Linked DNA regions of Homo sapiens: regions 1, 2, 3 and 5 are each linked to region 4. Evidence: chromatin contacts called from ENCODE Hi-C or POLR2A ChIA-PET data. All regions are on one chromosome and are shown on one strand. Each heading gives the region's core, a stretch centred on a gene start or an enhancer-like site at or near the end of the contact. The rest is flanking DNA. Distances are from core to core; before and after follow the strand shown.

What was found. A loop is a pair of places that touch in the nucleus more often than their neighbours do. ChIA-PET counts read pairs that join two places held with the same protein, here RNA polymerase II (POLR2A). Pooled maps may share reads with other maps.
Region 1: a loop to region 4 is called in a map of CD4-positive, alpha-beta memory T cell, with 9 times the contacts of the local background. The contact joins the promoter of LANCL2 here to the enhancer-like site in region 4. A Hi-C loop is called at or near these places in 14 of 168 maps with a recorded cell type or tissue (B cell, CD4-positive, alpha-beta T cell, CD4-positive, alpha-beta memory T cell and 10 more), 2 of 37 single-sample maps with no recorded cell type and 19 of 50 pooled maps. POLR2A ChIA-PET finds 5 or more read pairs at or near these places in 2 of 52 experiments (CD4-positive, alpha-beta T cell and naive thymus-derived CD4-positive, alpha-beta T cell).
Region 2: a pooled map shows a loop between it and region 4 (2.1-fold over the local background). The contact joins two enhancer-like sites. A Hi-C loop is called at or near these places in 1 of 50 pooled maps. POLR2A ChIA-PET finds 5 or more read pairs at or near these places in 3 of 52 experiments (Panc1, WTC11 and activated T-cell).
Region 3: a map of IMR-90 shows a loop between it and region 4 (4-fold over the local background). The contact joins the promoter of VOPP1 here to the enhancer-like site in region 4. A Hi-C loop is called at or near these places in 2 of 168 maps with a recorded cell type or tissue (CD4-positive, alpha-beta T cell and IMR-90), 1 of 37 single-sample maps with no recorded cell type and 8 of 50 pooled maps.
Region 5: a loop to region 4 is called in a map of heart right ventricle, with 3 times the contacts of the local background. The contact joins two enhancer-like sites. A Hi-C loop is called at or near these places in 2 of 168 maps with a recorded cell type or tissue (astrocyte of the cerebellum and heart right ventricle) and 6 of 50 pooled maps.

Annotation. Positions count from the first base shown.
Region 1 is chr7:55,362,477-55,367,390 of GRCh38, reverse strand. It overlaps LANCL2 (LanC like glutathione S-transferase 2), which reads right to left and starts at 2,054. Exons shown (of 9, transcript NM_018697.4): 1 at 1,162-2,054. The coding sequence starts at 1,365. RefSeq lists enhancers at 590-829, 860-1,319, 1,940-2,129 and a silencer at 1,450-1,869.
Region 2 is chr7:55,305,977-55,311,118 of GRCh38, reverse strand. No RefSeq gene overlaps it. Among named protein-coding and RNA genes, the nearest start is that of ELDR, 53 kb to the right of the region's middle. RefSeq lists a silencer at 138-322. Within about 2 kb of position 2,003, at least 4 of the 41 ENCODE cell types and tissues checked have a DNase peak (open chromatin) inside an H3K27ac peak, as active enhancers do.
Region 3 is chr7:55,570,143-55,574,939 of GRCh38, reverse strand. VOPP1 (VOPP1 WW domain binding protein) reads left to right here and starts at 2,438. Exons shown (of 5, transcript NM_030796.5): 1 at 2,438-2,669. The coding sequence starts at 2,616. It overlaps VOPP1-DT (VOPP1 divergent transcript), which reads right to left and starts at 2,174. Exons shown (of 17, transcript NR_187585.1): 1 at 1,623-2,174. RefSeq lists enhancers at 506-645, 976-1,055, 3,385-3,444 and a silencer at 2,205-3,184.
Region 4 is chr7:54,771,591-54,776,256 of GRCh38, reverse strand. All of the region lies in intron 1 of SEC61G-DT (SEC61G divergent transcript), which reads right to left. Among named protein-coding and RNA genes, the nearest start is that of SEC61G-DT, 15 kb to the right of the region's middle. RefSeq lists a silencer at 1,846-2,005. Within about 2 kb of position 2,341, at least 7 of the 41 ENCODE cell types and tissues checked have a DNase peak (open chromatin) inside an H3K27ac peak, as active enhancers do; they include PC-3, where a contact is called at or near this core.
Region 5 is chr7:55,429,733-55,434,460 of GRCh38, reverse strand. It overlaps LANCL2 (LanC like glutathione S-transferase 2), which reads right to left. Exons shown (of 9, transcript NM_018697.4): 9 at 724-3,235. The coding sequence ends at 3,141. Among named protein-coding and RNA genes, the nearest start is that of LANCL2, 67 kb to the right of the region's middle. RefSeq lists enhancers at 998-1,077, 1,108-1,157. Within about 2 kb of position 2,405, at least 3 of the 41 ENCODE cell types and tissues checked have a DNase peak (open chromatin) inside an H3K27ac peak, as active enhancers do.

The sequences.
Region 1 (4,914 bases), core at 805-3,304, 590 kb before region 4:
TGCCTTAGATTCCATATTCAGACCAATGGCTCTTTCAAAATTACCTTCTTAGTTTTAGCCAAATATGAAATACATGGAGATCCAAGGAGGTGAAGTGGCCATTGGAACACGTACCTCAGTGGAAAAAGAAAACCTGGTAAAGGTACGGTTTTACCAAGCATGAAAACAGTTGTGCTGATATTCAATCTTCTGTTTTATTCCCACTTTTTGCCTCCCACGTTAGATTCTGTTCAGATAGCCCGTGAAGGGTGACAGGGTATGCCATCCCAAAAATATGTCTCTGGCATAAGGATTATTTTAAGCTAAAAGCACTTGAAAAACAGAAGAGTGCTCTAAACTGCCCCCTTTTCTTCATGAAACAAGAGAAAACTCCTGTAAAACATGGCCTCCCTACACCAGGAACAAAGAAACACTCGGCACCAGAGCCGAGCAAGGCGGAGATTTCTACCTAGACGTGGTTCAAGCAGTTCCATCTTCCATTAGCCTCCCCGCACACTTTACTCTCCCACAGCTGCCGCTCTTGGTTCTGCCTAGCACAAAAGTATTTGGGTTTTGCCATTTCTTTGTGTCTTTTTCACGTAAAACATATTCAAGAGATGTATGTTTTTCTGTTGTTAATCTGTTTTATGTCAATGTAACGCTCTGACCCACCTCGCGACACTAAGAAAGTCAAGTTTGGCCTCCCCTTACACCCGCTTCCCATTTCTGGGCACACAGACAGTACGGACAATGCTTCTTTGTCGGCGAGAGCCCAGGGACCAGATATGGCCAAGGAAATCCAGCCTCCAGGCCACTTCTGAGGAGCAGGTAGCCGGCGGAGCGCTCCGCCGCGCAGGGGCGGGAGGTGTCCGCGGGCCTCACGAGTGCACAAGCCCGCATTGCGAAGCGCCGCTCGGGCCAAGAAGGAAAGCGCACTGTCCGCGTATTTCAAAGGCGCGTTGGGGCCAGGAGGGCCGAACTGCTGGAACGTGGTTCATGCAGCTGAAGCCCACGGACCCTAAGCGCGGCTCATCGGGAAGGCCCGGAGACAGGTGCTAGGCGCTATCATCCCGCGCCCTCCCAAGCCCGGCGCGCGCCTGTGACGTCACGCCTGGCGGAAGGTGGACGCTACCACCGCCGCGCTCCCCCTCCGGCGCCTCTGCGGCCAGGCCGCCGACTCACCTTCCCGTCCTGATGAAAAGGGAGGCCGGGCTCATCCGTGGTCGCCGGGGGACGAACACAGCCTGTCTCTTCGGCCGCTCCGGAGGCGAGCAGCGCCCCGGCGGCGGCCTCGTAGTCCGGGAAGGGGTTGACGAACGCCCGTTCCTCCATTTCTGCCTCCCCTCCCAGGTGGAGCTTCAGCCTCTTTGACATGGTCTCGCCCATCTCCGCCGCGGTACGGCGCGCGGGCGGGGACAAACCTCCTGTCCCGGCGCTGCAGCTCGCCCCGCCGCCGCCTCCTCCGAGGGCCCGCGCAGAGAGCGTCCTCTAGGAGGAGCGAGGCCGCGCGCTGGCGGGAGGAGCGGGGCGTCTGAGCGTGCACTGCCTCGTCGCGGGCTGCTCGCACATCAGGCGGCCGCAGAGGCGGTGGGCGCTGTGCCTCTGCCCTGTTCCTGGCGCCTTTGCCCTGCTCCCGACGGAGAGGAGCGGGCTCGCGGGAGCGCCCAGCGGCTCACAGCCTGCTCGCGCCTCCTCGCACCTTCCCCGTGGCCCGCAGAGCCCGTCCGCGGCGACGCGCACGGCCGGGGCTGGAGTCCCGGGGTGGGGATCGCTGCGCCCGGCCAGCCCCCTCCGCGATTTCCAAAGAAAACCGAACGCCCGCTAGGGCCACGCTCCCGCGGGGAAAACCTGTAGAGAAGAGGTCGCTGTCACTCAAGGTGTGTGCGCGTCGCCGACCGGGGCGAGCTCAGCCCCTGGCGCGCCGTCGTCAGCCTGCATTTCACCGGCCCCTGCTGCGCCAGCCCAAAGGAATAGCAGCAGTTCTTTGTTTGATATTAAGAAGAAAAAAAAAATCTCTTCTAAAGAACAGAATTTCAAAACAGTCTAAAACACTGCAAGGCTAGTCTCCGAGGGATGGGGGAGGGAGACAGTCCCTCCTATTCATCACTGTTGGAGGGGGGTGTCTGGGAGGAGGAGCCACAGGCCTTTTTTTTTTTCTTTTTATGTTTTATGTTCACTCCCTTTGTTTTGAATAAATGGACATCTTTGATACCGGGACATAAAATGAAAGCATACTTAATTATCCAAACATTTTATCGACCAGAAAGAGTCCTCCAGTGTTAATTGGCAAAGATCATAGTATGTATTATAAAAAGGACACAAGCAACCAGATCTTTACATTTATGTAATCGTGATGTGGTTTACTTCAGTCTTCATTGGTTCTCTTTATTTTTATTTGTTTGGACCAAATACGTGTAATGATTTCTGCTCCTTGAGGAAAATGTCTTATTTCCGTTTTCTTCCGCTCAGTAAACGTTGATTGAGCACCAAATGGTACTAGGTGATGAAGAAATAAGAGATTAAAAAGATAGTTTTGGCTCTCTGGGGATTCCCAGTTATTGGGTGAGAAAAGCAAGGATTACAGCATAGCTGATGTAGGTGCTTTTCTGGAAGCAAGCAAAAATACACGTTAATGTAAAAAGTGACATGATGAAGAAAAACACAGTGCCGAGCACAGGGAAGGCTCGGTTCCTCCTGCCTCCGTGGCCTCGGTGGAATGATGTGGGAAAGTCTGGCTTCCCACTACCTCTTCTAGTGTCCCCCCAACCCCACAGGGCTGGACATGTGAAACACACCCCACCAAGAACATGACCATGGGAAGGTACAGTGTAGAAGAAAATCATTTTAAAGGGGGTACTCAGCATAACTATCTTCAAAGTTCAGGGAAACAGAACAGATACAACAGGATGAGTGTTATAGCAGCATCCCTTAGCTCCACTTTCCTGCTTTCCCCTTTCCTGGGGTCTTTTCTCCCACCAAATTTTCATACCTAGACGGTGTAGGAAAATCCACTCCAGGAACTACTGATGCCGACATGCTCTAGGAGCCATCCTTATCCCACCACAGGGACTTAACTAGACAAAATAACCCACGGTGATATTCCCCAAAGTCTGGGGAACTATCACGCCTTGGACAGGTACAGCAGAAACGTCCACTGCGGGCTTTGTTAGGCTAAGCCTAGTGAATTCTCAGCTCTCCCTACCCAGGAGGGAGGTGAAGATTGTCTCTTCTTCCTGCAGTCTGCTGGTGGATAACTGGCAACTGTTGGCAAGTACAGAAACCTGTCCTAAAGAAAACCAATATTTTCAAAAGCTGAAAAATCGAAACCCAATTTAAGGAGTCGGCATATTTTCCTAAATGCTCTCTTATCGGCAGATCCCCTGCCCTCCTGGACAGCTCACTGACACTATTTTATGGAGAAGTGGTAGGTTCCCTTTCTTCAGCCTCCTGTCCCCTGGGGGTTTTTTAATGCAGAGCACAGGGGATTCCCTTCTGCGGCCCTTTTACACCCAGGGCTATCTTCCCCCGTGGCCACTCTTGAGCTCTTGAGTAGTACAGAGACCTTGGTCAGTGCCTTGAAATTACAACTTTATTTTCCTTAGGACAAGCCAAATTCTTAGGACACCCTCCCCACTCTTCTGTGTAAGAGAAGGGCAAGAGGACATACATGCCGGCCCAAAGCACACCCAAGGAGTCGTGAGGGCCCCTGGCAACTGACCTTTCAAAGGAAGACATAGTCCAAGGACACGATGTGCGAGAGGGCGGCATTGTGGCACCACGTTGAGATCTGGGGGGGCACTGGGCGGAGCAGCACCTGGGGAAGCCGCCGGGTGCGGTGCTTGGGTCACGGCCCTCCGGGGAGGCCACCGGGTGCGGTGCGGGGCAGGGCCCTACGGGGTGGCCGGCGGGTGCAGAAGTTGCTACCAGGGGAGGGTGTGCTCATCCTTGAAGATCTGAGTCAAAATAGGCAGTGTCATCCTCTTCCATTCCCCAGCACCTAACGTGGCTGCCCCAAAAGCCGCTGAGCTTGAGCTCCCTTCTAAAGCCAAAGCAGGCAGCAAGGCGGAGAGGAACCCCGGAGGTGGGAGGTCACTGGGGGGCGGGGAGGGTGGTTTCGGGGCACAGGGCAGCGGTGACTGCCCGCAGGGGCAAGCCCGGGCTCCCCGCCTGCGGCGGCTCCCCACCAAGTGGGGCCTGAGACAGGAGGAGCTGAGGTGGGGGCGCCTCCCTGAGAAACGCCACTTCTTATCTGGAGCGCCCCAAAGGTGAGAGGAAGACGATGGAAAACCTGGGGCACGAGGGCTCTCACTGTGGGGTTCAGCCATCGCCGAGCCCTGAGGCCCCGCAGACAGCCCCGGCTCTCCTCTTTACCCCAGAGTCAGGTACCAGCCTCTGGCCCGGGAACCAAGCCTCAGGTGCTTGCAGGGCTAGAATGTGTGGTTCTGAGAACTGCGTGGTGCTGGGTCAGAACCACGTGGGGCCTGTATTATGTATTTCAAAACTTCACGCTTCCCTGCAGCCTCAACACGGAAAACAGGCAGTGAGCCCCCCTCTCCCCCACCCCGCCCAGGTGACCAGATGCCCCAGTGTGGTGAGCTGGCCCTGCCACAGTTCCCCTTCCTGCCCTCCCGGACTGTGACCTAGTGACAGAGATTCTTTGTTCTACCAAACTAGTCAGGTTCCTGAATCTCCTCCAAGGCCCATCTGCACACTTCCTTATAAAATCCAGTTTTAGCAAACAGCCTTGCTAAGTCACTTTAGGAAGAACCACCCCCTAATATGTGATCACCCCCATTATTTGACCAGGTTCCCTATCCCTCACTATCCCCTAGGTGATGTTGGATCAACCTGGCCTGTGTTCAGCAAGAAGCCTATTAGGTAAGATTAGTCAGTACCCACCTTCCCCTTCATGTTATCTCTTAGTAATTTTCCATC
Region 2 (5,142 bases), core at 754-3,253, 540 kb before region 4:
CCGTGTTATCCACCCAGCACCTCAAGCTACAGTCAGCCCTGACCTCATGCCCTCCATCCCTTTTCAAATATGTCACTAATATCTTTTGATTCCAGCTCCAAGACACATTGTGAATCTGTCCATATCTCTTCACATCCCTTGTCCCCACTTTAAATTGGTGCTTCTCAACTATAGGTGATTTCCCCCAACGAGGGACATTTGGCAATGTCCAGTGGACATATTTTTGTGTGTCATGACTCGGGGAGGGAGCTATTGGCATCCAGCAGGCAGAGCCAGGGATGCAAAGCATGCTGCCGTGCACAATACAGCCCTCACAGCAAAGATCAATGAGATGCCAAATGTCACTGATGTGGCTGTGGAGAAACCTGGCTCTGCAACACCCCTTCTTGCCTGCCTGGCGAATTCACCCAGTAACCAACTCACTGCGTCCATTCTTGCTGCACCTCTGACCTTCCTTCACAGGGCCTTTATAAATGCTAATTTGACCATATTACCATTCTGCTTAAAATGCTAATGATTTCCCAGGGCTTTCAAGATAAATCTCAAAATTCTGAACGTGGCTCACTAGCCTTGCATGGTGTGTCCCCTGCCAAGGTCACTGTCCAGCCTGTGGCTCTCTTCTCTAGCTGCCTGTGCTTCAGGAGTGCTGGTAACTGCCTCCTTCGGTTCCCTGGCTCCCACCCTCCATAGGTCCTTGGCGCTTCCTCTTCCTTTTGCCTGGCAGGCTCTCACTTTCCCTTACCTCCCTTCACTCTGCTCCTGCAGCTCCTGCAGATTTTAGTGCAGAGACCTTCTCACCAGGGAGGCCTTTCTGCATTTCCCAGACTGACTGGGAACGCCTAGTTGCAGCACTATAATTGTGATTAACCAGTAGTGTAATTGGTTGTTGGAAGTCTGAATCTTATGTGAAAACATCAGCTCTGCAGTGGCAGGGGCTGTATCCCCAGAGCCTATTGTGGGGCTTCCACCTAGAAGGGCCTCAAAGGACTATGAGCAAATGAATGAAACATGTGGTACCTAACGAATACCACTTCTGGTACACAGTAGGCACTCAGTAAATCCTTGAGGAATGGCTGACTATGTAAATGTCCTTGCGTCTACATTTTATTCAGCTTGAATGAATGAGATTTTCAGAATCTGTGTCCAGTTCCTGTCCTAGCAAACCAGGTCGAAGGCATCATGCTCTTCTGAGAGGTGTTTCTTCACTTTCCTTCAGTTTCAAATTTATTTGTAATGACAAGTAAAGGTGCTAAAACCACTACTACCAGAGTGCAGCTGGGGATTTTCTATGGCTCTGACTTCAGACAGCAAATTTAGATACTCCCTGACTCCTGAGAAATAACGGTTCCCATCCACACTTCATTTTCCATTCCTTTGACACTGACTTTTATTGGACAATCTTAATTCTTCAGCATTCCTGATGGCGTGTTTAACAGGCTTCCTGGTTTCTTGAGCTCACAAAGCAGAGCAGCCAAGTCACAGATGGAGTGACTTCTGAGCCCCGACTTAGTGTGGGCACCAAAGGCATGGGAGGAGGAGCACGGGACTCTAACCGAGCTGGAGGAACCGTGTCTGGAAGGTTGAGGCCCAAATGTGCAGGGGCCAAAAATGTAGAGGTCAAGGCAGAAAACCAGAGTGAATATCATGTTCGTGGTAGGAAATGTCCAGTTGTGTCAGTGTGAATCACACAGAAGGTGTGGAGGCAGTCAGCTCCAGACAAGTGGGCTAAAGTCTCTGAGCATGTGTCCTCACCTGTAAAACGGGGCTAATGAGCGCCCACTGCATGTGCTTGTGAGGATGAAATGAGCTGGCGGCTCAGGCCTGGTGTGGTAATGAAATGAGCTGGTGGTTGAGGCCTAGTGTAGTAATGAAATGAGCTGGTTATTGAGGCCTAGTGTGGTAACGAGCGCCCACCGCATGGGCTTGTGAGGAGGAAATGAGCTGGTGGCTCAGGCCTGGTGTGGTAACGAAATGAGCTGGTTGTTGAGGCCTAGTGTGGTAACGAGTGCCCACCGCATGGGCTTGTGAGGAGGAAATGAGCTGGTGGTTCAGGCCTGTTGCAGTAACCAGCACCCACAGCATAGGCTTGTTGTGAAGATGAAATGAGTTAGTGTTTCAGGCCTGGTACACAGTAGGTGCTATTTAGGCATTAGCCATTACTGTCAACTCACGTTTAGCTTGCATTTGGGGGAGTTTCAGCTTCAGATTAGGAAGGTTATAACTCCCAGGAGGAAACAGCCCAGGATAAATGATGAAACCTACAATCAGGGATCACAAACTACATGCAAAAAGAGGCCAGGAAGCCAATATGACCAAGCCAGAGAGCCAGGTGGAAACTTACACAGGAGAGATGCATGCCTCCCTCAGGGGCAGCAGCTGCTGAGCCCAGGAGACCCAACACTCTAGGGAATGTGGGCCCAGCAGGGTCACAACTTCCAAATTTTCAAGAGCAGCTGGGAATCCTGATTTTATATGAGGTCCTCAATGTTCAATGTTGGCAATAAATTCAAAGTTGTCTTGTTACTTTGGAAAGATATAAAAGTAAAAGTTGCTTTGTTACTTTGGCAGGGTTGCCAGACCATGATAGGCATGGTCTGGATACGGCCAAGGCTTGCTAGCCTGTGACCGCCACTGAGAGATTATCTGGTTGCTCTAGAGGTCTGACCCAAAGGAATTTCAGACACTGAGCAGCTGAACATACTAATGACCAGACGGCTTTCAACACCAGAGGTATTTGGAGTATGTGAGTTGCTCAAAGATGAGCAAGTGTTTCCCTTGATAAGAGAGGAGATAGATTTTATATAATATAGTTGGGAGATTTGTAAAATAGTTTAGCAATGAATTGCCTGTCTGTGCTTAGAAAAGCAAGAAGTGGCTAGAATTTGGCATTGGATTTGATGAAAAACTATGCAAACCAGCTTTTTGTTTCTTTCTTTGTTTTTTTGTTTTCGGACACAGGGTCTTGCTCTGTCACCCAGGCTGGAGTGCAGTGGTGCAATCATGAATCACTGAAGCCTCAGTCTCCCATGCTCAAGTGATTCTCCTGCCTCAGCCTCCCAACTACCTGGGACTGCCTGTATGCACCTCCACAGTCAGCTAATTTTTGTATTTTTTATAGAGACGGGGTTTTGCCATGTTGCCCACACTGGTCTCGAACTCCTGGGCTCAAGTCTCTGCCTGCCTCAATCTTCCACAGTGCTGGAATTACAGGAGTGAGCCACTGTACCTGGCTCCAAAGTAGCTTATTTCCTTTTGAACCCAGTTTTAAGATCAAAAGATTGGTAGAATGAGCAACACTGACACTGAAATTCTGCAAGGCATTTGATCTTTTTACTTCGTTTTGTCCACATTGCCCCTTTGGATGAGAGGGAAATGCAGGTTAGACAATGATGCAATGGGCATGAGTGTTGAGCAATAAAGTCTAAGTGCATGTCTTTCTCAAAAGGTAGTCTAAGGCCCAGGGAACATCAGGGAAAACAGTACAGGGAAATTGCTCTCAAGAAAATAAGAGTTTAAAGAAAAAATGAAGAAAAGTACATAGAAGGGAAATTCAAACAGAAGAGGATGGGTGTGTGGTGGCCTTTCAATAGTGTGTGTGAAGGCCTCTTCCACACTTTCACTGGAGACTTCAACGATAGTATATCTCAGGCCCAGTCTCATTTCCCAGCTTCTGCCTTCTCCACTCCTTGCAGCTACCTCCTGCTGAATTCCACGCTGCCCTGTCCTCCCAGCCTCTGGACCAATCCCCTCCAGGCAAGCTCATCAGCAACTGCTTGCTCCTGGACTCCAATCAGAAAGTGCTGAGCCTGTAATCCCAAGGCCTTGCCCAGAGGGAGCTCTCCCTGGTTCCAGTTTGCTAGGACTGGTTTCCACTGTGCCTCCCATCTTGTTCTCGCTAGCTCCTCTTCCAGAGACTAAGCCCTTTCTTTCCACATTTCAAACAACTGTAACCCCTAAGAGAGCTCTCCTGAGCTGTGGCTTCTTGTCCACCAGATTCTCAGTTCCTTCCCTCACAGCCCCCTAGAACAGGATTCCACCGTCTTCCTTGAGAAATACCAGGGCCATCTGTGGCCAAATCCATGGATAAATTGGTTGTGCTCTTTGGGTTATGCATCTCACTTGCTCCTCCTGGCTCTGCGTCCTCTGGGCCTCACCTCCCCTCTTGGTAAAAGTCATTTCAGGTCCTGGCTTCGTCTTTGACCCTGCCTGCTCCAGGGTGCTCTAATGAAGCATCACACCTCATGCCCTAATTCTGAGATATGACTGACAGAATCTACATGGTTGTTACACTTGTAGATTATATTGAGCTATGGGACAAAACCAGGGTTCGTGAAGATAGTAACAGGTAGGAGTTAGCAGAAAAAGTCCTGATCTTGATCCATAGACCCACTTGCTCAAATGCAGAATGAGGAATATGTCACTTTGTGGCATCTTTTCCTAAATAAACGTACAGATTTTTAGTGCATTTATTAAAAAGTTGTCTCAATGTGAGTCATTGGTTTGTGAGGTACCTGCCAAAAAAAAATGAGCTCAGACTGCATTAATCCAAGAATAGAAGTCAGCAGGCAGAGAGCGATAGCTCCACTTTACTTTGTGCTGGCTAGCCACACCTGGAATAGTGCATTCATTTTTGGGAGCCACATGTTTAGAAAGCTAAAAATAATCTGGAACACAAAAGTATGAGTCAGGTGATGAAACTAAAAACACGCCAAAGTGAGAATTTACTGAGGGACTAGGGAACATTTCACCTTCAGGAGGAAAGGTTTGAGGGATAAAAAATATGTCATCAAGTTTATAGAGGGCTAGCTATCATGTGGAAGACTTTTTTGTATGATCCTAAGAGGTTGACACTGAAATGATTTGTCAAGAGCTTCAAGGAAGACCTGCCCCAAAATCAAACTGACCCCAAAATGAAATTGTCTGTTTTGGCAGGTGGAGAGTATCTCTGTCATTGCAGACATTCTAGCACTGGCCAGATGACCACTTGGTTGGGATGTGGTAAATGCAGGTCAGGGATCAGGGGAATCTGGGGTTATGGGACCTTTATAATCCTTTCTCACTCAGACATTTAAAAACATTTTTATTTTAGATTCAAGATTTGTACATGTGCAGGTTTGTTACATGGGTATATTTTGTAATGCT
Region 3 (4,797 bases), core at 1,189-3,688, 800 kb before region 4:
TGTCCGGCCGACCCTTGTATTTTTAATTACACTCAGTCTTACCTTCCAAATGTTTCACTCAATTTATTTTTCTTTCTGGCACTTATATACATATTTATTTATTTATTCTATTCTCTGTTACCCCTCACTAGATTGAAATCTGCATGACAGCAGCCACTCTGCCTTTTATGCCACTGCTTTGTCTATTTTACTCAGGGCTGTATCCGAAATGTCCAGAATAGTGCCTGGCCCAAAACAGATGCAGATAAATATTTATTGAATAAATGAAATACATGTTCATCATTCATGTAGACTCCACAGTTTTGCAGGGAAGCTACAGGTCAAGCCCAGTCTCTCTCTTATTTGTTTCCTTTGGCAACACACATGCTCCAGGCTCTGGGTCCTTACTCCTCAGGGGCAGCTGAGCAGACCAGGACATGTCCAGTCCTGCCCCAAACAACTCATCAAGAACTTTCTTCTAACCCCAAGTCCAACTTTAACAGTTGTTCTAGTGAATGCAGCTTTATCTTGTAACTTTTTCAGTGGTATCTGATGCCCTTATAATTTGTGCTCAAGGAAACAGCCTGGCTGGTTAGCCTACACCCCATCCTCCAACCATGCCAAGCAACCACCACATCATTCAGGACCAAACAGAGAGCACACAGGAGAGGTATCAGACTGAGGTGAAAGCAGAGTCACAGTTCTAATTTTATTCTTGGAAAAAAACTTGCACAAATTACAGGAAGTCGAGCTCAGCAAAACAATCTTCCAGGCAGAGAGAGATGCAGAAGGGAGGTTATGTCAGACACTAGTAGGTTGCTCACAATGCAACAGAACCACAATTTGCACACGAATACATCGTGGACACAAGTCAAAGTTCCATTTTAACCCATTAATGATGGAAACAGTGGGATGACAAAGGTGCTTCAAAGGAGAATGCAGGCAAGTGACCTACACACACAGTCAAAAGCGGGGAGAAAAGAGAAAGGAAACGCTGGGAATGAAGTGGCTCAATCAGATAGGAAGCTGGTTATGATTCTCACCTTAAGCAGGGGTCATTTGTCTTATACACACACACACACACACACACACACACGTTTTAATGGAGACAGGTTCTTGCTGTGTTGCCCAGGTTGGGGTTGGTGAACTCCTGGGCTCAAGCAATTCTCACACCTCAGCTTCCCAGACTGCTGGGATGATAGGCATGAGCCACCCTGCCTGGCCCATTTGCATTTTTACAGGACGAGATCACTTCTATCCCCACTGGAAAAACATTTGTCTTGCTAACACACAATAAGCTTTCAGCTTAGTTTTCTACAAGTTAACTTTTCCATTAAAAAGAGTTGTAAAATGTCCTCATTGTAAATAGTAAAACTACTAGAGTTCAATGGCGTTTGGCAGGCTTGTCAGATAGGTGCCTTAGCATGACTGAAGGCCATAGGCATTGTTTCTGTCTTACTTGTAAGTTCTGGCTCTGACAGGTATAGTCAGGTGGTGCATGCTCTATATTAATCAAATTAGGCTTTGAAAGCTGGGAAAGAGTTGGGGACTTGCCTCGGGTGACATCTGTTCGTGTGACCCCCTCCTTCCACCTCCTGTACTGCGCAGCTCATGTCCTTTATGACCCTCTGTGATGCACCCACCTCCTGGTCTCCGCACTCAGCATTCTGCATCAGGTGGTTTAAGCGACTCTCCCTCCCTCTAGGCTACGGGAGCAGTTTTCTTGTCCTCCTCTCAGCCTCCAACTCAGGATCTGGTACATCTTACAAGTTTAATAGTGTTTGTTGAATAACCTCATGAAGAAGGTGGGATCTGAGCTGTGTTGTGAAAAAATAGTGTCTGTGAGGACATGGAGGTGGGGTCAGCGGAGGCGAGGACAGCGCGAGCTCCGCACAGTTTTCTGCTGCGGGAGGGTGGCCTGCAAGGCGGGGCCGGTTGCGGTCAAGTTCAAGTAGGGTCAGAGCAGGAGAACACTGGCATAAAAAATAGCCACATCCAAGGAAGCAGTGAGGTGTGGGGACCATCTATTTCGGTGGGCCTTCCCACCCCCAGGCCGGCCTTCCCATCACGCGTGGGTGTGGGGGCACTGCCCCCGCTGCGCGCAGGAACAGCGGGGAGAGCCAGGAGCGGAGCGGCTTCGGGATGCCAGACTGAGCAGTGGGTTCGTCTGCGGCCACCTCTCAGGGAACAAGCTTCCCCCCGCGGAGACTCTGCTTCTTTTAAAAGCCTTCCTGGGTTTAGTCTAGGGCGACAGGACGACCTCCCTTGGGAAGGGAGAGCCTGCCAGTCCCCCTCCCATTCGCCAGGCGGTGCAGCCCCTCCTCCCGCCCGGGGCGCGCGCACCTCAGCGTCGCGGGCCTAGCGCCCAGCAGCCGCGCCCCAGGCCGGGCCTCGGGTTCCGGGAGCCCGCAGGCGCGCGCCCGGCCGGGCGTGTCGGGAGCGCGCGGCGGCCGGGGGCGGAGCGCAGCCAGGGCTGCGCGGCGCGCCCCGGCTCCCGCCCGCTCCCAGCCGGGCCCCCCAGCGGTCGGCGGGACGGCTCCCGGCTGCAGTCTGCCCGCCCGCCCCGCGCGGGGGCCGAGTCGCGAAGCGCGCCTGCGACCCGGCGTCCGGGCGCGCTGGAGAGGACGCGAGGAGCCATGAGGCGCCAGCCTGCGAAGGTGGCGGCGCTGCTGCTCGGGCTGCTCTTGGAGGTAGGGGCCGGGGACCGGGTGCTGCCGGAGGCGCGGCGCCCACCATGCTGGCGGCTGGGGGCGCGCAGTTCCGAGGCGCCCCAGAGGACCTTGCCTGGGAGCGCAGACGGTGGAGCGACGGGGAGCCACAGCCCTGCGCGCCTCCCGGAGCTGGGAGGTGCGGGACCCTGGTGACGGGGAGGCTCCCGCCCCGGTCCGCGCCTTCCGTCGTTCCTTCGGTTTTCGCACCCCGCCCCCACCCTGCGGGTGAGCGCGTTTCCCGCGCCGACCGCCTCCGTTAGCTCGGGGTGACCTTTGTGCACCGTCCGCCCCCTCTCCCCGCCGCAGAGGGCCGAGGATCGGATGGACCCGGGGTTGGGCGGGGGTGGTCCTCGGGCGCGGCGCAGGCGCGGAGAGCCCGGGGCGCCGGGCAGTTTGGGGTTAGGAAAGGATGGGTGCCGAGCCGGGGTGAGGGGAGCGGGCGGAGGGGACTGTGGGGAAGTGTCGCGGGAGTGCCGGGAGTTGTGGAGGTGAGCAGCGGGAGGAGGCGTTCCCGCGTGTGAAAATGAAGTGCAGCCTTTAGGTGCGGGGAGGAAATTCTGCGGAGAGCCTGGCTGGGTGGGGGTGCGGAGCCGAAGCCGGCGGGGAACTTGTTGAGCGGCTTCCGGGTGCGAGCGCCCGTGACCGCATCCCTGGCGGGGACCGCGGCTGCTCCTGGCTGTGAAATTGCATCCTCGGATGGGGCCACATACTTCTCACTAAAGCAGGTTCCTTAAAATGCGAACTAGAGGAATTCTGGGGTGTCCAGTCTGAATCAGGGCTTGTTCAACTTTCTCCTTAGTTTCATTATTCTGAAGGAAATTTGCGTTAAATTAATGAAGTCAAAAGAAATAGGTAATGAATCCCATGCCTCTGTTTTAGGAAGTTGTGAAACTATCTTCCTTAATAGTTAGTGATTGGTGCTGGAAATTACTAGTTTGTCTTCGCCCTTTATTAAAAAGTAATTATTACAAAATGTTGGAGGAAAAGTGTTTCCTGAAAGGAAGGCTGGTGGACAAATTTCTCCTTGCTCCAGGCTCTGCCATAGCCGAGACTTCCTGTTTCTGTTCGGAAATATCCCCGTAGCTTGGTATTTAATGTTTTTGTGGAGTGCCTCTGCTTGCATTCTTTCCATTTATTCAGAATTTTAGAACCTTAGGAATCACATTCTCTGAGTGACTCACCATAGAGAACAAAGAAGTGAATCAGAGACCAGTAATCGCATGAAAACAGATGTGCTTGTACCTTAATGTGTGTACCTATACTTGCAATCTTTATTTTTTATTTTTATTTATTTATTTCTTTAGTTTTGAGATGGAGTCTCGTTCTGTGGCCCAGGCTTGAGTGCTGTGGCGCGATCTTGGCTCACTGCAATCTCCGCCTCCTGGGTTCAAGCTATTCTCCTGCTTCAGCCTCCCCAGTAGCGGGGACTACAGGCGCCCACCACTATGCCCGGCTAATTTTTGCATTTTTAGTAGAGTCGGGGTTTCGTCATGTTGGTCAGGCTGGTCTCGAACTCCTGACCTCAGGTGATCCGCCCGCCTCGGCCTCCCAAAGTGCTAGGATTACAAGGTGAGCCACCGCGCCCGGCCCTGCAATCTTTTTTAATCGGCACTTGATGAAATTATTTAGCGTTTCTTTCATTCTAGTTTGTGCCACCCATGTCTCCCAAGCCTTCTGTCTGAGTGGTTCTGTGCCCTATATGTAGCCTAGACGGCCTCAGTGACTCCATTCTTTCCAAAATAGCTGTTTCGTTGCATAGGAATGTATCCTCTTAATAGGAGTTCAGATCATGTCTGCAAAGTTGAAACGACCTTAAAGGCAGAAGTGTGATGTAAAACTGAAACCTAAATGCCTAAGATGATACTTTCACAGTCAAATATTAGATGATTGTTTCAGAGGGGACAGTGTGATGTCACCCACTTTGACATGATGATTATCCTAAGTACCACCACTTTGTGCTGGAGAGGCGTCTCTCTGAGGAGTTAAGGAGATTTCTTCATCATTTATCACATGAAATTTTATGTATGAGATTTATATTTGAGATTTTTTCATCTCTGGTGGGGTGCTCTGATGAATACCTGTGATGCTTCTGAAGTCCTGAATCACA
Region 4 (4,666 bases), core at 1,092-3,591:
ACAGCACCCAGGCGAAATTAAAATTGCTAATGAAGTTTCAGGCACCATTGTCATTGATAACATCTTATCAGGAGACAGGGTTTTGTGATCAACTGGTCTGATCAAAATTTATTAGGTGGGAATTTCCTCTTCCTAATAAGCCTGGGAGCACTATGGGAGACTGGAGTATATTTCATCTCTGCAGCCTCGACCATAAGAGACAGGTGCACCTGGCGGGGGGGCTGTTTATAAGCCTATACCTCCAGGCGCACATTCTCTTTCTCAGGGACGTTCCATGCTGAGAAAAAGAATTCAGAGATATTTCTCCCATTTGCTTTTGGAAGAAGAGAAATATGGTTCTGTTCTGCCCAGCTCACCGGCGGTCAAGAGTTTAAGGTTATCTCTCTTATTCCCTGAACAATTGCTGTTATCCTGCTCTTTTTTCAAGGTGCTCAGATTTCATATTGCTCAAACACACATGCTGTACAATTTGTGCAGTTAACGCAATTATCACATGGTCCTGAAGCGAAATACATCCTCCTTGGCTGACAGGATTAAGAGATTAAAGTAAAGACAGGCATAGGCAAGCACAAGGGTATTGACTGGGGAAGTGATAAGTGTCCATGAAATCTTCACAATCCACGTTCTTCTGCCATGGCTTCAGCCGGTCCCTCCGTTTGGGGTCCCTGACTTCCTGCAACAGGAGTTAGTCACAAGATTCCAGGGAAACCACAAACAAGAGGTGGGAAGCAAATTAATGACAGAGTGAAGCCCTCTGTGTCAGGCGCTTTGCACACATTATCCCTGGTAGTCCTCAAAAGCAGCCCTAGGAGAGAGGTCTGGTTTCATCTTTTCTCTGGAAAACAAACTAAAGCTCAGGGAGCTTTGGTAACAAGCTCAAGACATTAGCAGTAGTGGTTGGGAGCAGAACCAGGCTGTAAGCCCAGGGTTTCCCTCTTCCAGCTTCCGCTTATCTCCCCACAGTGCGTGGAACCTGGGTGGGGCAGCAGGGCCATCAGGGCTGCAGGGTTGGGCCTTAGCGAGGGAAGCTTGTCAGGTCCATGCATGGCCCAGCTAGGAAGTTAGCCTTTACTCATGGTCTGAGGTTCCCTGTCTCCCGGCTCTTCTGTTTGTCAGTCCCCGATCCCTGCCCCACACCGCCCCCCAGCCAGTGACTGCGGTTGTCCTAAACTTTGTCCTCTGGTTCTTCAAGGCAGTGGGATGTTCTCCATGTGAGCTTTCACCATCCACGTGGCACAGACCAGGGGCTGCCCCAAGAGTACAAGTCGTGGAAATGGGAGGTTCACCGGCACCTCCTCCTCCTGTAGGACCCCGCCCTCGGCCGGCCCCTGCCTGCCCTCTCTCCAGTCTGCACTTAGCTGCTCTGTACATGGAGGCTAGAGTCCACAGTTATCTGTAGAGTTCTAGAGTTCGTCTGATGGACACAACTTTGTAATTACCAAGAAATAATTTTTTTTTTTTTTTTTTTTTAAAGACAGTCTTGCTCTGTCGCCCAGGCTGGAGTGCAGTGGCATGATCTCGGCTCACTGCAGCCTCCACCTCCCGGGTTCCAGCGATTCTCTTACCTCAGCTTCCTGGGTAGCTGGGATTACAGGCACATGCCACCACACCCAGCTAATTTTTGTATTTTTAGTAGAGAAGGGGTTTCACCACGTTGGCAAGGCTGGTCTTGAACTCCTCACCTCAAGTGATCTGCTCGCCTGGGCCTCCCAAAGTGCTGGGATTACAGGCGTGAGCCACTGTGCCTGGCCCAAGAAATACTGTCTTACACAAAACATTCTGAATCAAACGGATGGTTTCCAGAATGGATTCATTTTCTTTTCCCCTCTGCTAATAACCTGGTCCTAGGCTCCCTTAGAAGACGCAGTTGCTGCAGGGTTTCCCGCCTCCGAGCAGGTGAGGGCATTCACGCTTCTGCACTGCCCTCCAGTGGCTGACTGCCTGAAATGCGAATCAGATTCTCTGGGAAGCAAAGCGCTCTTCCCAGAGGTAAGGCGACTTCTCAGGGGCTTCCATTATGGAGTAACAAACCGCAGTAGACATGAGTCTCCCTAATAACGAAATAGATTACTGGATTGCAAACTATTTACATTTTTCACTTTTATTTGCAACAACAACAGAAAAACAAAAGCTCTTGAGATGTTTAAAGGATCCGTGACGTAGTTATTGAGTGTAGACAGTAATTAAGTATATTAGAGAAGACTCCCATAAGCACCTGGAGAAGAAAGTACTGAGGACAATCGTGTCAATGACGTGAAGAACTGCCAGGTGAAATGAGACTTTATTGAGAAAGACGCCATACACTTTTGCTTTCTCTGAGTAACACCGCCATCTTGTGTCTTTTCTCCATACTTCCGATAAAACTAGGCAAATCTTTTGCTACTTTGAGCACTTCTAAATGTTTTCTAATAGAAAACATTTTTGGAGCTTTGGGATTCCAAAGCATTTAGGAGCTTTGGAATGTTCTTTCAAAGCTCAAACAGGAGAAAATACACATAAACTCTTCTTAAAAAACTGCATGGAGGTGTAGTTTATATTCAATAAACTGCACCTTTATATCAGTTCAAGGGGTTTTGGCGAATGTATACACCCAGTCAACCTCAACACAACATGTAGATTTCCATCACCTCCCAAAGTACCCTTGTACCTATTTACAGGCAAGCTCACCCCAGCTCTTGTCCAGGCAACCACTGATCTGCTTTATGTCCGTTCTGACTTTTAAGAATTTCATCTAAAAGGAATTATATAGCATGTACTCTTTTGTGTCTGTGTAAATACTTGCTTTTTCCATTTAACATAACACTTTTGAGATCTATTCATTTTGTTAAATCTAACAGTATCTTATTCATTTTTCCTTCTCAGTACTATTCTCTTGTATGAATATACCCCAATTTATTGACCCAGTCTCCTGTTGATGGGCACCTGGCTTGCTTCCAGTTTTTGACTATTAAGATTGCTATGAGCAAATGTGTGTAACAAATGTGTACAAATGTTCTCATTTCTCTTGGTAAATACCTAGAAGCAAATTACTGGTAGAGTAAGTAGATATTTAACTATAAAAAAACAGCCAAAGTATTTCCTAGAATAGTTATACCATTTTCTTTTTTCTTTTTTTCTTTTTTTTTTTTTTGAGACGGAGTCTTGCTCTGTTGCCCAGGCTGGAGTGCAGTGGCACGATCTCACCTCACTGCAACCTCCACCTCCCAGGTTCAAGCAATTCTCCTGCCTCAGCCTTCCGAGTAGCTGGGATTGCAGGTGACTGCCACCACACCTGGCTAATTTTTGTATTTTTGGTAGAGACAGGGTTTCATCATGTTAGCCAGGCTCATCTTGAACTCCTGACCTCAAGTGATCCACCTGCCTCGGCCTCCGAAAGTGCTGGGATTACAGGTGTGAGCCACCGCGCCTGGCCAGTTACACCATTTTCTATTCCCACGGCAATCAGTGAGAGCTCTGGCTGAGCCATGTCCTTGTCAATATCTGGTATGATCATCCTTTTGAACATTGATTCTAATGGGTGTGTGGAGGTGACTCATGATGAGTTTAATTTGCATTTTCCTGCTAACTAATAATGCTGAGCATCTTTGCATGTGGCTATTGGCTATTTGTATATATTCTTTGGTTAAAGTCTGTTTAATTCATTTGCTTCTCTCACTTTATAAAATTGGGTTATTTATCTTCTAATTATTGAATCATAAGATTTCTTTATATATGATGCTCTATAAAAGTATCTTGTCACATATATATATCGTTATTTTTTTCCTAGTTTGTGACCTGCCTTTTTATATTATTAATAGTATCCTTTGGGGAGCAAACATTTTAAATTTTGATAGTCTAATTTATCATTTTTTAAAGTTACAGATTTGTGGGCCGGGCGCAGTGGCTCACGCCTATAATCCCAGCACTTTGGGAGGCTGAAGCGGGCGGATCATGAGGTCAGGAGATTGAGACCATCCTGGCTAGCACGGTGAAACCCTGTCTCTACTAAAAAAAATACAAAAAGTTAGCCGTGCGTGGTAGCGGGCGCCTGTAGTCCCAGCTCCCTGGGAGGCTGAGGCAGGAGAATGGGGTGAACCCGAGAGGTGGAGCTTGCAGTGAGCCGAGATCGCGCCACTGCACTTCAGCCTGGGTGACTGAGTGAGACTCCGTCTCAAAAAAAAAAAAAAAAAATTATAGATTTATTACCTCAAAAATGTTTGCCTACATTGAGATCACAAAAATTTTCTCCTACATTTTTCCTAGAAGTTTTATAGTTTTACTTTTTGCATTTTCATCCATGATCTTTTTCATGTTAACTTTTGTGTATCATATGTTGGAAATACTAAAGTTTTTTTTTTTTTCCATACAGATATATAATTGTACCAGCATCAGCTCTGTTCCTGTTCTTAGCTCCTGTTCTTAGAGAAAATAAGTTCAGTCTTTTGCCATTAGGTATGATGTTAGCTGCACATTTTTAAAAGTGCCCTCTATAAGCTTGAGAGTTTCTTTTTATTCCTGCTTTGATGAAAGTTTTTGTAATAAATGTGGCTAAATTTTGTCAAGTGCACTTTTTCTTCTAGTCCTAAGGGAGAAAAAAACATTTTCCCCTCCTATTAATGTGAGGAGTTGCCTTGGTTTTTCAAATATTAAGACAACCTGGCACTTCTAAGAAATGTTCCACCTGATT
Region 5 (4,728 bases), core at 1,156-3,655, 660 kb before region 4:
CGCCTGTAATACCAGCACTTTGGGAGGCTGAGGCGGGTGGATCTCCTGAGGTCAGGAGTTCGAGGCCAACCTGGCTGATACGGTGAAACCCCATCTCTACTAAAAATACAAAATTAGCCAAGCATGGTGGCTCGCGCCTATAATCCCAGGTACTCGGGAGGCTGAGGCAGGAGAATCGCTTGAACCTGGGAGGTGGAGGTTGCAGTGAGCCAAGATTGCGCCATTGCACTCCAGCCTGGGAAACAAGAGTGAAACTCAGTCTCAAAAAAAAAAAAAAAAAAGAAAGAAAAAGAAACCTGCAACTAGAACATCATAAGGCGAGCAACTGCCACTTTTTTTTTTTTGAGATGGAGTCTCCTTCTGTCACCAGGCTGGAGTGCAGTGTTGTGATCTCAGCTCAGTGCAACCTCCAACCTCCACCTCCCCAGTTCACGCGATTCTCCTGCCTCAGCCTCCCGAGTAGCTGGGACTACAGTGTCCGCCACCACGCCCAGCTAATTTTTATATTTTTAGTAGAGATGGGGTTGCACCATGTTGGCCAGTATGGTCTCATCATCCGCCCAACTCGGCCTCCCAAAGTGCTGGGATTACAGGCATGAACCACCATGCCCAGCCGCAACTGCCGCATTTTTAAGTGAAGAATCCAACCTTCGGAACAGTCGCCATTGCTCCTAACCAATGTCACTCTCAAACACGGAGAAATGAAAACGAATGACGATTCCATAGGTCATCACCACAGAACTGGCTTTTACTAACAAAACCAAAGAACCTCAAACACTTTTTGTGGACTTCAAATTCTTTCCTTCAGATTTTAAAATGACATTATGCATGTACATATTTTTAAAATTTAGACACATTTTAGAGAACACAATTGTGAATACAAATCTAAGAAATGAATGAGATGTACTGAAATCTGATTCAAACACTTATCTTAAACTGACTTCTGTCAATCCTCTGTCCTGTGAAGTAAGTCCCGTTTCTCCTTTGCCTGGAGGGACCGAGCTGGAATTACTGTCACATGTTACAGACATGAGGCAGGGGTTAATGCAGAACCACGGAACAGCACCTCTGATGACATCTAGTGGATAAGTAGGAAGGTGTCAACCCAGGTGGCTTTTAAAAAAATCTGTAAATAAAATCTCCTCCTTTATTCCACAGATTTTAATCTTTCCCTCAGTGTGTTAGAAAGACTAATAGTGTTTTTCAAACGTGTGTGGATGGACTCACCTGGGGAGACACCCGCATCCTAGGCCACCTTTGTGGCTGCTCTGCAGACACCTGGCTGCACCCGCTGCCTCCTCGTCTGAGAGGGGCTGCCCTGGAGAGCACCGTGCTGGCTGTGTTGCCTACTGGCTTCCCTTGAGAAATGGGGAGGCAGGACCTCTACTGAGTGCTGTGATGTGTTATGTTTTGATGTGGTGGGTGGGGAGGATGGGAACAATGTTATTTGGATGAGATTGGACATCGTGTGAGGTCTTCAGCAAAGCAGCTACCCTCAGCTCATTGACGACAGCATCCTGCCTGCAGGTGTGGGCTGCTGGACTGCCTGCAAAGCCCATCAACAGGCCCTGGAGGCCAGGTAAAATAGGATCAGGATGATTTCTATTCACAGAAGTCATCAATCTAACATGAAAGAAAATAATGACTCAGGAGCAAGGGTGTCTGCAGCAAACAGACTCTCCAGGCATCGTTTAGAAGCTGAATGTCACACATTTCGGGTGCCAGCCCCACACATAACCACACAAGTAAAAAGGAAGCTTTTCTCCTAAACTGACATTCTTTTTTCTCTTTTCTGAGAGGTGTGGACACTGGGGCTGGGAAATGCTCAGGCCTCCCCCTGCAGACAAGGACTGGGCTGTTAAGAGAGGCCTCTTGTCTTTCATGACACAAGCCTTAGCTCACAAGACGAGAAGTACCTAGTCCCAGACCACCTCTTCCATGATGACAGAAACCCTTCTAAAAACTGAAATCTATGTGATAGAATTAATGAAGGTAGGCTAACCCAAATTACTGCTCACATTTTTTCAAATAAAAGTCACACAAATACCATAATGTTGTTGGTTAGAACATTATGTTTCTCATATCTATAAATAAGGGCTAGTACTTTTTATCACCCAAAAGTAGACAAAAAATAGGAAATGCATTCATTCCAAATTTAGATTTTGATAACTTTCCAAAAGGTTGAAGTAAGTTTAATTGCAGGGACATGAGTCCAGTTGAGTGTCTTTCTGTTAATCTGCAATAACCCATCTGGAACTGTATTTACTTTTCTTAGAACAGTAACTTATAATGTTGATAAACTGAGGTGGAGCCTGTTTTAGTAACATATACCTGGGTAAATGTTCTGGAACTGCCAGTGCTTAGTCACTGCTGCCTACAGTGTGGCCATCAAAGGCTTCTTGGGAAAGCTCCCTTTGGGTCCAGAAGTCTCCCCAACAAAGCTCCAGCTGCCCTGGACTCTACACAAAGCACCTGAAGCCTCTGCTGGGAATGGGGCCCTGACAGAGCTGCAATGCACTCTGAGGCTTCTTTAAAACACGAAGGTGAGTGTAAAATCCAAACGGGAAGCGTTCAGCTGTGCACTCCCAAACCACCCCAGCACGCCCCTGCAGAACTGCTGGTCCTGTCCGTCCTTGGAGTGGTCGCTCCCTCATTCTCATCTGGAAGGTGCCACAGAAAAGGCTGACAATGTATTATCACTAGGATAGACCCTAGATAATCTTTCTGATATACAAGATAGACACCACCTGTTCCCTCATTTGTCAATATGGAAGAAACCCCACTTTATACATTTTATACAGAAAAGTGGACACTGCCATACATTCATGCATGGTCAGCTCTGAGCCCTCAGGAATAGAAGGGCCTTCCATTTAAAACAGCTTACACCTGGAGACAACAAACACCAAGAAACATGCAAACACTACAGAGAATCTGTATGTGAAGAAGTCATATTTTATATTGATGAGGGTGCTGTTAGAAAATGTTGATGGATGGCTTCGGTCACTCATGCTAGTCTAACCAGAGGGGCCTGTGACGGTGTCTGCTTCTCTTTCAGGATTCCCAGTTGTTTCTGTGTCAGGCACTAAGCAATCTGGTGGCTTTTGGTCCAAATGGGTATTTTAGTTGTCTTTTTGCACCTTTTAATCCCTCTTCGAAGAGTCAAGTTCAAATGCTGGAAACCGTGATGTCTCTGGTCCCAGGACATCAGAGAGAAAGTGAATAGCGCCAGCCATGCCTGCAATGTAAAATGAGGAGCCTCTTAGGAATGGCATAAGGGTAGTGTCTATAACAGTGACTTTTAATCATTTCCCTTACCAGGGGCTGCAAGCATGTGGGAAAGGTGCTGAGGACTCTAAAGATGACTTCATTAAAAACCAAAGATATCCTTATATTTAGCACCTGGCAGGTAATATAATAACACCAGTTTTCCTCACTATCTTATATTTAAAAAACTGGTTACTGGGCTTTAATCTTATATCTTGAAACTTTAAGGTGGCATCACAGAATCGCTATGGAAGTTATGGATGCTGCTAATTACGATATTCCTATACACGGAGCTTCCCCTCAGAGCCTGTATATGCTCAAAGTTGCATTTTATATCTTCTTGATATTTGAAGAATGTTATTTTTAACAAACCTCAATTTGGTCAAAATCCCCACCCCAAATCATTGCAGTAATTGAGCAGTGGGTTTTCAACTAGACTCACAGCAGCTTAGGAAGGGTGTGGGGTGGAGAAGGTGCTAGTAGCCCACCAAGGCCTCCAGGTCTCCTGTCCCCACTCAAATCAGAACAATCCTCCCTTACAGGGTTTTTGTTTACAGTTTTTCTTTTGATGTAAAATTCACGTACAATAAAACACATAAATCCAAAATGTACTTCTCTGAGGTTTGTAAAATGCATATACATGTGCAAACAAAACCCGATTAAGACCTGGAATATTTCCATCACCCCAGGAAGTTCCAAGTGCCCCTCTCCAGTCCCTCCCATCCCTGTGGTCCCCCCAGAGGTAACCAGCAGCCTGGTCTTGGTCCACCATGGATTAGTTCTGCCTGCTCTGGCACTCTTATGAGCATGGCCACAGTGTACAGCCCTTGTATCTGGCTCCTTCGTCAGGGTTCCTGCAATTCATTCACGTTCTGTGCCTGTTCATAGTTGGCCCCTTCTTACTGCTGAACAGTACACTGCAGATTGTTTACCCATTTTTCCTACTGACGGTCATCTGGGGTGTTCCCAGCCTTCTCTGTAAGTTTTTGTTTAAAGAAAGGTTCCAGAAACTTGTTTAAAAAATTAGAAAACCACTGACCTAGGAGTGCCCATGAGAAGTAAACAGGGACCCATAACAAGCCTAGGAGGCCCTACAGCAGGCCCTGCGGGGATGAGCCTGGCTTTCCTGCTCAGGTGTGTGGGCAGCGGATCCACTGGGCGGTGCACTCCAGCAGGAGTGAGCTCCTCCAGAAGGGGTGCCAGGTGCCAGTGAGCCCTCCCAGTGGCTCCTCCAGCCGGCCAGTTTGCCACAATGGCCTGCATTGCTAGGCACACGGCTTAATAATCCCTCCGTCCCCTGACGGGAATTTGGTGAGAGTCCCCCACAGTTCTGTCTGCCAGGCACTGGCGAGGCACAGGGGAAGGAGGTGACCTATTAACTTCCCGCCTTTAGGGAGCTGTACATCCAAAGCTTTTGACCCACTGGGGCTCTGAAGGTGCTATTATCAAGTTGATAAACTCCAT